Regions from separate parts of the Homo sapiens genome. Here region 1 is linked to region 2. A link is a contact called in ENCODE Hi-C data. All regions are on one chromosome and are shown on one strand. Each heading gives the region's core, a stretch centred on a gene start or an enhancer-like site at or near the end of the contact. The rest is flanking DNA. Distances are from core to core; before and after follow the strand shown. Region 1 holds the start of SLC35F1 (solute carrier family 35 member F1). Region 2 holds the start of VGLL2 (vestigial like family member 2).

Region 1 (4,344 bases), core at 337-2,836, 640 kb before region 2:
CCCCTACAGATGCATCGAAAGGCACCCACGCATCCAAACAAAAAAGAACACAAAACCCATTCCCTATACAATTTTTTAAGGTGTCAGCTCGTCAACCATTTCAAGTTACTTAAGTAGAAAAAGTCCCTTTCACATCACAGTTGAGTCAGAGGTGCCAGAGGTACCCCCATTTTCACGTCAACCCAGGTCCTCATCCTAAAACGTCAACGTCCTGAATCCACTACGCAGATTCCAGCACTGGAGGCGCCGGCGATCGGCACCCGCCCCCTCCGGCATGGGCGCTTCGGAATAACTGGGCGCCGCCGGCTCACACCCTGCCCGCAATGTTTTGCACTTTGCTGGGTCTGTTCCAGGCCTCTAGCCCTCTCTTCGCTGCTCCCAGCCAGGAAGAGTCCGAGAGGCGACTGGAGCGTCAGGCTGGAGAAGTGGGTTCCCTCCGCCTGCTAGGCTGTCGCTGCGACCCCATTCCCCCGGCAAGGGGTCGAAGCCCCCGGGCGGGGCGGGGCGGAGGACAGCACGAGGCCCAGGACTTCCACGCCATCTCTGCAGCCCCGCGCCTCCCTCCTCAGCCCTGGCCGGGTCCCCGCGTCCCCCCGACCCCCGATCGCAAAGCCGGGGTGCGAGAGGGAAAGGGAAGTGAGGCGGCACGCGTATGGAGGGTGTGAGTGCGGACACACATACAGGGTGGCTAGGTACGAAAAACCCCGCCTCTCCCCGAACTCCCGCCTCGGACCAGCTGCAGCTCCACCACTCCAGGGCTCCCTGCGCCGGGACAAAGCTGCCGCGGCCTCTCTGCGCCCGCGGAGCGCGTCGTCGCCCGATCTCCTCAGTCTCCTCCGGCCGCAACCCCGTCCCAAAGGACCCGTGGGCCGCCCCAGGGACGGAGGGGACCCGGAGCCGGGCGCCCGCAGCCCCCGCCCCCCGCGCCCTCGCCCGGCGCCGCCGCTCACCTGTTCAGCACTTTGCGGATCCTCTGGCGCACGCCAGCCCGGGAGGAGGCGGACAGGCTCCCGCCGCCGCCGCTGCCCTCGGCCGGCAGGTTCTCGATGGTGGTCACCACATGGTTCGGCGGGGCTGGCGACGGCGGCTGCAGCTGCTGCTGCGGCTGCTCAGGGGGGATCATCGCGGCAGAGGCTGAGGCGCGGCGGCGATCAGAACGCAGCCGGGTGCATCGTGTGCCGGTTCCGGGCCCGGGAACGCGCAGAGGACCCGGCCGGGCGGCCGCGGCCCGGGAGGCGGTGCTGCCTGCGAAGCGGTGAGGCGGGGAGGCACCCGCGGCTACGGCCGCCGCCGCCCAGCCCGCCACTCACTCCTCTCCAGTCCCAGTGCGCGCACCCTCGCGCCCGTGCCGCCGCCGCCGCCGCCCGCCCCGGCTCTTCCCGAGCCGCGTCCCCAAGTCCTGGCCCGCCCCGCGAAGTGGCTGCGAAGGGTGTCGCGCGGGGGCGCGGAGCTGCCGGTCGGTTCCGGGGAAGGAGTCCTGATTTCTCCTTGTTTCCTCGTGCCCGGGTCTCCTCGGGGCGCGCGGCGGCAGTTGTGCTGGCGCCGCCTCAGCCTGTGCCCCGCTCGGTCGGAAAGCTACCGTCTGTGTCTCACGGAGTGAGAGACCGAGGGTGAACCCGGAGAGCCGGGCGGGGGCGCCGGCGGCGGCGGCGGCGGCGGCGGCGGCGGCGGCAGAGCGGGGCGCGGGCGGGGGACCTGCGCGCTCTCCTCTCGCCAGAGGGCGCTGCCGAGGTGCCTTGTTGCCCCCGACCCTCTACTGCCCCGTCCGCAGAGGCCCACGGTCTAGGTTGTGGTGATTGTTTTGGTTTGGGTGTTTTTTAGGGGGATAAGGGGGCTGGGAATAGATCCTCCCTGTGGAGTTGGCGGGGATTCCTCGTTTCTGCCCAAGCGCCGCGGAATCCAGCACCACCGGCCTGGGACAGCGGCAGGACGCCGAGACAGGTGCCGGCCCCGGATTAGAAACCCAAACGGAGAATCCTAGATGTTGCTCCTACTACATTCGCCATAATTGGCCTGGTGGAAATGGGAGAAAAAACTACTTCTCACAAAGAATCAATTCTGGGAACTGGAAAAAGCATATCAGACCAACTCAAAACGTCTCCATTTGAGGCAATGTAGTGCTGTGAAAGGAACGTAGGCAGATTTGAGTTTCAGTGGCACATCTGAAACTTATCCGCAGAGACTCTAAGCAATTAAATTCTGAGACATTCTTCTCTGTGCAGCGAGACTACTCATGTCTTTCTCCCAGGGGAGTTGTAAGACTTAAATGAGGTAAACCACGCAGCAGGGGAGCCTAACAGCTCCTTTAATAGTCCCCCAACTCCAAAAGGGAAAGTCCTGTGTATCTGCCACAGAAATCTTGGACCATATTTCTACCAATGGAAACTGACTCTCTGTCCCGGGCATTCTTATACCAATTGATCCGGATCCCAATTAATAATCGATTCTTGAAAGAGAGATATTTTTCAAATTTTCCTTTATTTAGACTGTTTAGATAGGGATCTTGCCTTGAAAAATGATATGCATTTTAAAAAACTCTTCGCTTCAGTGCAGGGAATTGAGTAAGTTTAACAGGTAAGTTTGTTCACACAAAGGCATGCTGATACCACTACTGAATCCAAATGCTCTGAAACCAGCAAATTAAAAATACCAGTGATAGGATTTGCCACTGAGAGAGGGAATTGGGGAGAAAATAACACTCAAAAAAGGAATGGACTATGTCCTTTCAACAGAGGAGAAAAGGAATATGGAAGGATATAAATAAGATGGGATTCTTTGTTCAGTTAACAAGGTCCAATTCCTTTAACAAAATTCGGAGTCTTTTTTTAATCATCAAAAATATGAGAAAACGGGTATTTGCAAAATCTCTTCAATCTATATTTCAATTCTGTAAAACCTACTTGCTACCTGAAATATCCCTGAGGTTTCTTTCTACAGAAATTAACCCCAATTGGAACATTTTCCCTTTTATAATTAAAATGTCGTCCTGTTCTTTCTCAACAACCTTTCATTCTCTGATTTTTCCACCTCAGATTTGCACAGGACACTCTGAAGAATTATTACAAACAGGACCAAGGCTTGTAGCCTCTTGGGCATTAAAATTCCAATAGTGGCAATAAATTTACCCTTAGTGGACCCACCGAATGTAGCAGACATGAATAAAATGCACTTCAGCTGAACCTGGCAGCAAATCGTGGTAGAAGTCTCTCTATTAAAACAACATTTATGGTAATTTCAGGTGTCTGCCTTGAATAACTGGTTGCTTCAGTGCCCTCTTCCTTCACATTTGGCTTGCCTCCCTTTGAATGTTTTTGGCACATCACGACTCAGTGCTGTGTCTGCACTTCAATGTCTGCATTTGCATCTGGTCATTTCTCTAGAGGGACTACTAAATCCAAATGCTCTACATCTCCTCTGAGTCAGGAAGGGAGAAAACCAAGATGAAAGAACAACAAGATGAGAGATGTAAAATTTCGATCTTGTTGGTAAGACCTCAATGCAGACTCAAGCCTTATGCTTTTGTTACTCCATTTCTGGGGGAATACAGCATCAGATCCCTTCTTATCCTCTGATTCTGTACTCCATGCTCATTTCTTAGAAAGTAGCTAACCGCCAAGTGTGTTGGTGTGTGCCTGTAGTCCCAGCTACTCTTAATGCTAAGACAGGAGGATGGCTTGAGCCCAGGAGGTAGAGGCCAGCTTGGGCAACATAGCAAGACACCATCTCTAAAAGAAAAAAATATTTAAGTAGCTAGATAACATTTGTGAAGTAAGTAAACAGGAGTCAAATGTCCAAGTGTCATAATGGTGTGTCTGACATGAAATTAAACATAAAAGATGTAGAAAAGGGCTGCTTCCCTTTTTCCTGCTGCAAGACTTTTGTCCATCCCTGACCTCAAAATCAGTTCACGAGCTCTGACCAAAAGGAAGGGAGATGAAGGCAATGGGCTAAGGATCTGTATGTAGTTTTCAGTGGTGGCATGTGGGTTCCAGGGACATGCCTACTTCTCAGTTTACCTCCTCTTTGTCAGCTGTGGTTAGTGGTATGATGCTATTGCAGAATTTCCATGCCACAAAAAATTCTGCCTCTCTTACCATTATATCACCCGAATTTCTCTTCAGGCACAGACTAGTTCTGTTGAATTCCTTAAGGAAGCAGAAGTTGGCTATCAGCTATACCTTCTTTAGTGTTTCTCATTTTGAAGACATGTCCACTGATGTGGGGAAGAGTGAAGTTTGGCCTATGTCAGAGTCACCAGGCACTGACTAATCTGTTTAGCATAGACTGCACCTGTGCACGTTATTGAGAAAAAAGCTTCACAGTCATGCACCAGAGGTAACTGAT
Region 2 (3,921 bases), core at 1,007-3,506:
AGGGTAAAGGGCACCCAAGTCCAGATAGAGCCTGACTGTTCCTTGCCTGAGAATCCAGGGCAGAAGCACAGGATACAGGATAAACATCCTCCTGATGAAATAGGAGCGGGGGGCAACCCCCTACCCCTACAAAATCCACTCCCTGAAACTAGGAATGTGTGAAGGAAAGCAACAGGAATGTAAAGGAAGAAATGCCACAAAAAGTTTGAAATAATTACATTTAGTAATGAATTGTGTGGGGTAAAAATCTGGGGTAACATGACTGGGGAAACACGGATCATTTTAATAAATGCAAGTTGATTTTTTTTTTATTATCCCTATATCAGTTTTTAAACAGATCTTCTCTTTAATAACGAAAGACCAGTGGATTACGAGTATTTCCACCCCCATCATCTCCACACACATTGAGGAAATGATAAAAAGGAGCAGACAGAAGAAAGTTAAGATCCTGGCTGTGAGGTGGGGTAAATCGGCATGTCTCATAGTGATTTTAAAAAGCAGGCGCAGCTTCTGTGAACATTTTCTTAGAAATGAGCAATGGACTGAATGAAGTGTTAAAGCATTCTGCAGGCAGAGATGGCCTTGAAGAGGCGGCCCGAGTCATACAAAAATGAACAGAGATCTTCATGCAATAGATTGGTTCGGGGTCTGGGAGAAGAAAGGGCCAGTCAGAAAACCAATCCACCTCTCTCCTCTTTGCTTGCCATAGTCCCACCCTGGGAAGAAGTACATTTCAGAAGCTGGAGCCAAAAGGTTTGAAATAATTGGGGACAAAACGATGTAAGATTTAGCAATATCACCACTTCCTAAATGCCACCTTCCCTACAAGAGGAACTCTGGTGATTCTTAAAATTAACACTGAGGCAAAACAAACTGCAAGTTGTGAAGTTTAAAAGAGAAGAGGAGGTAAGAAAACAAAAAGTGAACCCTATCCGGTCCATCATTAATTTATCGGGAAATTTTCGAATAGACATTTTAAATTTGCAGGCAAAATTAGCAAAAGCATCCACTGGGGCATTGGGGTGTATTTCAATTTCCCCAAAGCAGGTGACCAAGCTCTCACTTTCCAACCTGGAGGGGACCCCTACAGCCTCCCAGGTGTATGATTTCATTCTTTTCCTGCACTACTGTCCTCAGTTTCTGCTACCTCAGCTGAGGAAATGGAAGGAAAATGGTTCAAACAGACGCAGCCTGAAGACAAGAGAAACTGGCAGAATTAAATGGAACTTGAAGAGTTTGCAGAACCCGGGTTGAGTGGTCTTCTTAAAGTGTTTGTTGGAAGCAGGGCTTCCCCATTCACCTACTCAGGCTGGAGAAAGGCAAAGTATTGTCTATCAGGCTCGCCTCTGCCGGGTCATTCGCACTCCGGATAATGCTCCCAGAACTTCGCAAAGGAAAAAATTATAAAACTGCGCGGTGCTCTTTGAAATGAATTCTCTGGATCTGGAATTAATTGCCCTGGTCGCCAGAGAATTGAAACGGAAGAAATTATTCCTGAGATAAACTTGCAGGGATGAGAACACCGGCCCTTGCATCTCAGAAAGAGGCTGGCTGGCCTTCGCTTTTGGTTTTGTTGTTACTCTCACCATTGGGACCAAAGTTTGGTTTTTCCTGCGTCAGCTTTGCCTGCATTTCCTGGTACCTGCACCTGGCTTGGAAGAATCTGGAGTCCGACAGACCCTAAGAAGAAAATCCAGCCCGTGCCATCTTCCTCTGATTATTCCAGGGAAGACCTAGGCTCACATTAGCAGGGCTTAGCTGCTTCCCGAGAGCAAACAGGCGAGCTAAAGGGGTTAGCTAATTGCACTACCAACTGGGGGCGGCTCCGGCAATCCCCGCATCCCGGCTGCGCCGGTCGTGGTCGGACGCCCGAGACGCGCGGAGGCACAGCAGACCTTGGCGTACAGGCCATGCCGCCGCAAACGGGGGGCGCGCACTCCTTCCCAAAGTCCCCAGAGGAGACACGTACCTGGTGGTAGGGGGTGTAGGCGGCTGCGAAGTAGGGCTGCGGAGGACCATAGACTTGGTACATAACATCCAGACAGCTCATGACTCTCCGCAGCGGAGACGGTTAAGTGTTTTTTCATTAACTCTCCTTCCCCGGAGCTCAGGGGTGCTGCATGGGCGGCGCTTGGACCCGCGCTCTGGAGTCATCAGGCGGAGCAAAGCCAGCGCGCTCCGCGGCTCGGAATCCAGCTGGCTCGCTACCCTCCCACTCCTGCGATTTTACTCCCGACCGCGCTCCAGGGCAGAAGCGCCTGAGCTCCCGCTAGTGGGCATTTAAAGCCCATGCCCGGCGGGCGTGCTGACGCCACTCGGGGGCTGCGGAGCGGGAGGGGGCGGTGGGGGGCGGGGACCGGGGGGCCAATGGGGAGCGAGGGACGCTTGTTGGAGGGGCAGCGAGTGTGTTTCCCGGGGCCCACCTCTGACAAGCATGCGGCCAAGGGTGCCGGAGACTATGCGGTTCCCAGCGGATCCGAGGCTTCGCACCGCGAGTAGGAATCTCCCAGGACAAAATAGGAGAGAGAGAGAAAGAGAGAGAGAGAAGGAGGCGGGGACGAAGGGATCCGGGCTCATACACGCAGAGAAAGAAAGTTGGAGAAAGGTCTCTTAGGAAAGCCCTTGTCTCATACTGTAGTTGAGTGGGTGCTTCCAGAAGTGCCGAGGTGGGGCAAATTCTCTGCTTTCGGTTCCTGATGATGTATGGGGAGGACGGTGCTGTCCCTTGGAATCCCCTAGGGAGTCCGGGTCGTGGCAGACAGGATGTGGGAGTCCGGGTACCCCTCCAGGGCGCAGAAGAGCTACCTCTGCGGGGAAATGGCAGTGGCTGAAACCTGTAACCGCTGTCCTCTAATCCACTTCCTTTCGCTCCCTCTAACCTGGTCCTCCCGCCGCCTGTCCCACACCCCAATTCTGCTCTCTTGGGCCGTGCCCTTCTGCCCCTCTAAAGTTCGATCCTGCTCCTTTCTCTTTGATGTTCTCCACCGGAACCCGTTAGCTTCGCATAGATCGCGCCCGCTTCCGGCTGCTCCCGGTGTGAGCTGCTTTCGAGGAGTCCAGGAGGCTTTACCCGGCCTCGGATGTCTGGCTTTTCATGCTGGGGTCTCCTTGGCCGGGGTCCTTTAAAGTTTTGGCAACTTTGGGGACAAGGACTCGTTGGCGCTAAGAAGAAGCATACTAGGACCCGTACACAGAGAGGTCTTTTGCTGCCTATTCAGCCGGTAATACCAGCTGCGATGGTATGTTTCATTTTGGAGAGCTGGAAGTATATGCACTCCAACTATAAAACCTTCACCCCTTTCTCTCTCCGGCCCTCCCTGAGAGGTCTGCTGGCTTCGCCCTCCTTCCTGCGACCCTACCCATCCTTCTCAAGCCTACCCCCCACCAAGCCCTCTGGAAAGGGGGTGTAACAGTGGAGTCTTCAGTTCTATAAGTTTAGGAATGCATTGAGACAAGGCTATCTCCATGGCTGGGTCAGGTGGCGGAAGGGGCATTACGGGAATAGAGGCGGGCCAGACTTGGGGGGACCAAGGGAACAGGTTGGGAGCATTAAGAGTCTAGACTCAAGAAAGAGGCAGCATGGATTTCAAACCCTAGTTATTCCCCAGCTTAAATACAACAGAAAGTCTTTATAGAGTCTCAGGCTATAAGACTGTGAATAAATGAACCCTTGAAGATCTATTTGTGTTTTAAAAGTGAGTATTTTAAGCCAAATTGTTTTAGGGTTGCAGTTTTGGTGTTGCCCAATTTATAGATGGGAAATGGCTCCGTGTCTCCAAATGCTTGTAACTGGTGAGCCATCTTGAGCGATTCGACAATTTCCTTAATTAACAACAATGTAATCTATGTAAAGTTTTCTAATCAATGAAAAGTTAAAATAAAGACACTCTTCTAGTACATTTCCATGCAAGCCTCTTTTTA

The links. A loop is a pair of places that touch in the nucleus more often than their neighbours do. Pooled maps may share reads with other maps.
Region 1: a loop to region 2 is called in a pooled map, with 6 times the contacts of the local background. The contact joins the promoter of SLC35F1 here to the promoter of VGLL2 in region 2. A Hi-C loop is called at or near these places in 4 of 50 pooled maps.

Annotation. Positions count from the first base shown.
Region 1 is chr6:117,904,506-117,908,849 of GRCh38, reverse strand. SLC35F1 (solute carrier family 35 member F1) reads right to left here and starts at 1,586. Exons shown (of 8, transcript NM_001029858.4): 1 at 951-1,586. The coding sequence starts at 1,123. It overlaps LOC124901480 (a long non-coding RNA gene), which reads left to right and starts at 1,920. Exons shown (of 2, transcript XR_007059904.1): 1 at 1,920-2,574; 2 at 3,033-3,191.
Region 2 is chr6:117,263,893-117,267,813 of GRCh38, reverse strand. VGLL2 (vestigial like family member 2) reads right to left here and starts at 2,256. Exons shown (of 4, transcript NM_182645.3): 1 at 1,970-2,256. The coding sequence starts at 2,050. LOC105377964 (a long non-coding RNA gene) reads left to right here and starts at 2,740. Exons shown (of 2, transcript XR_942911.3): 1 at 2,740-3,239.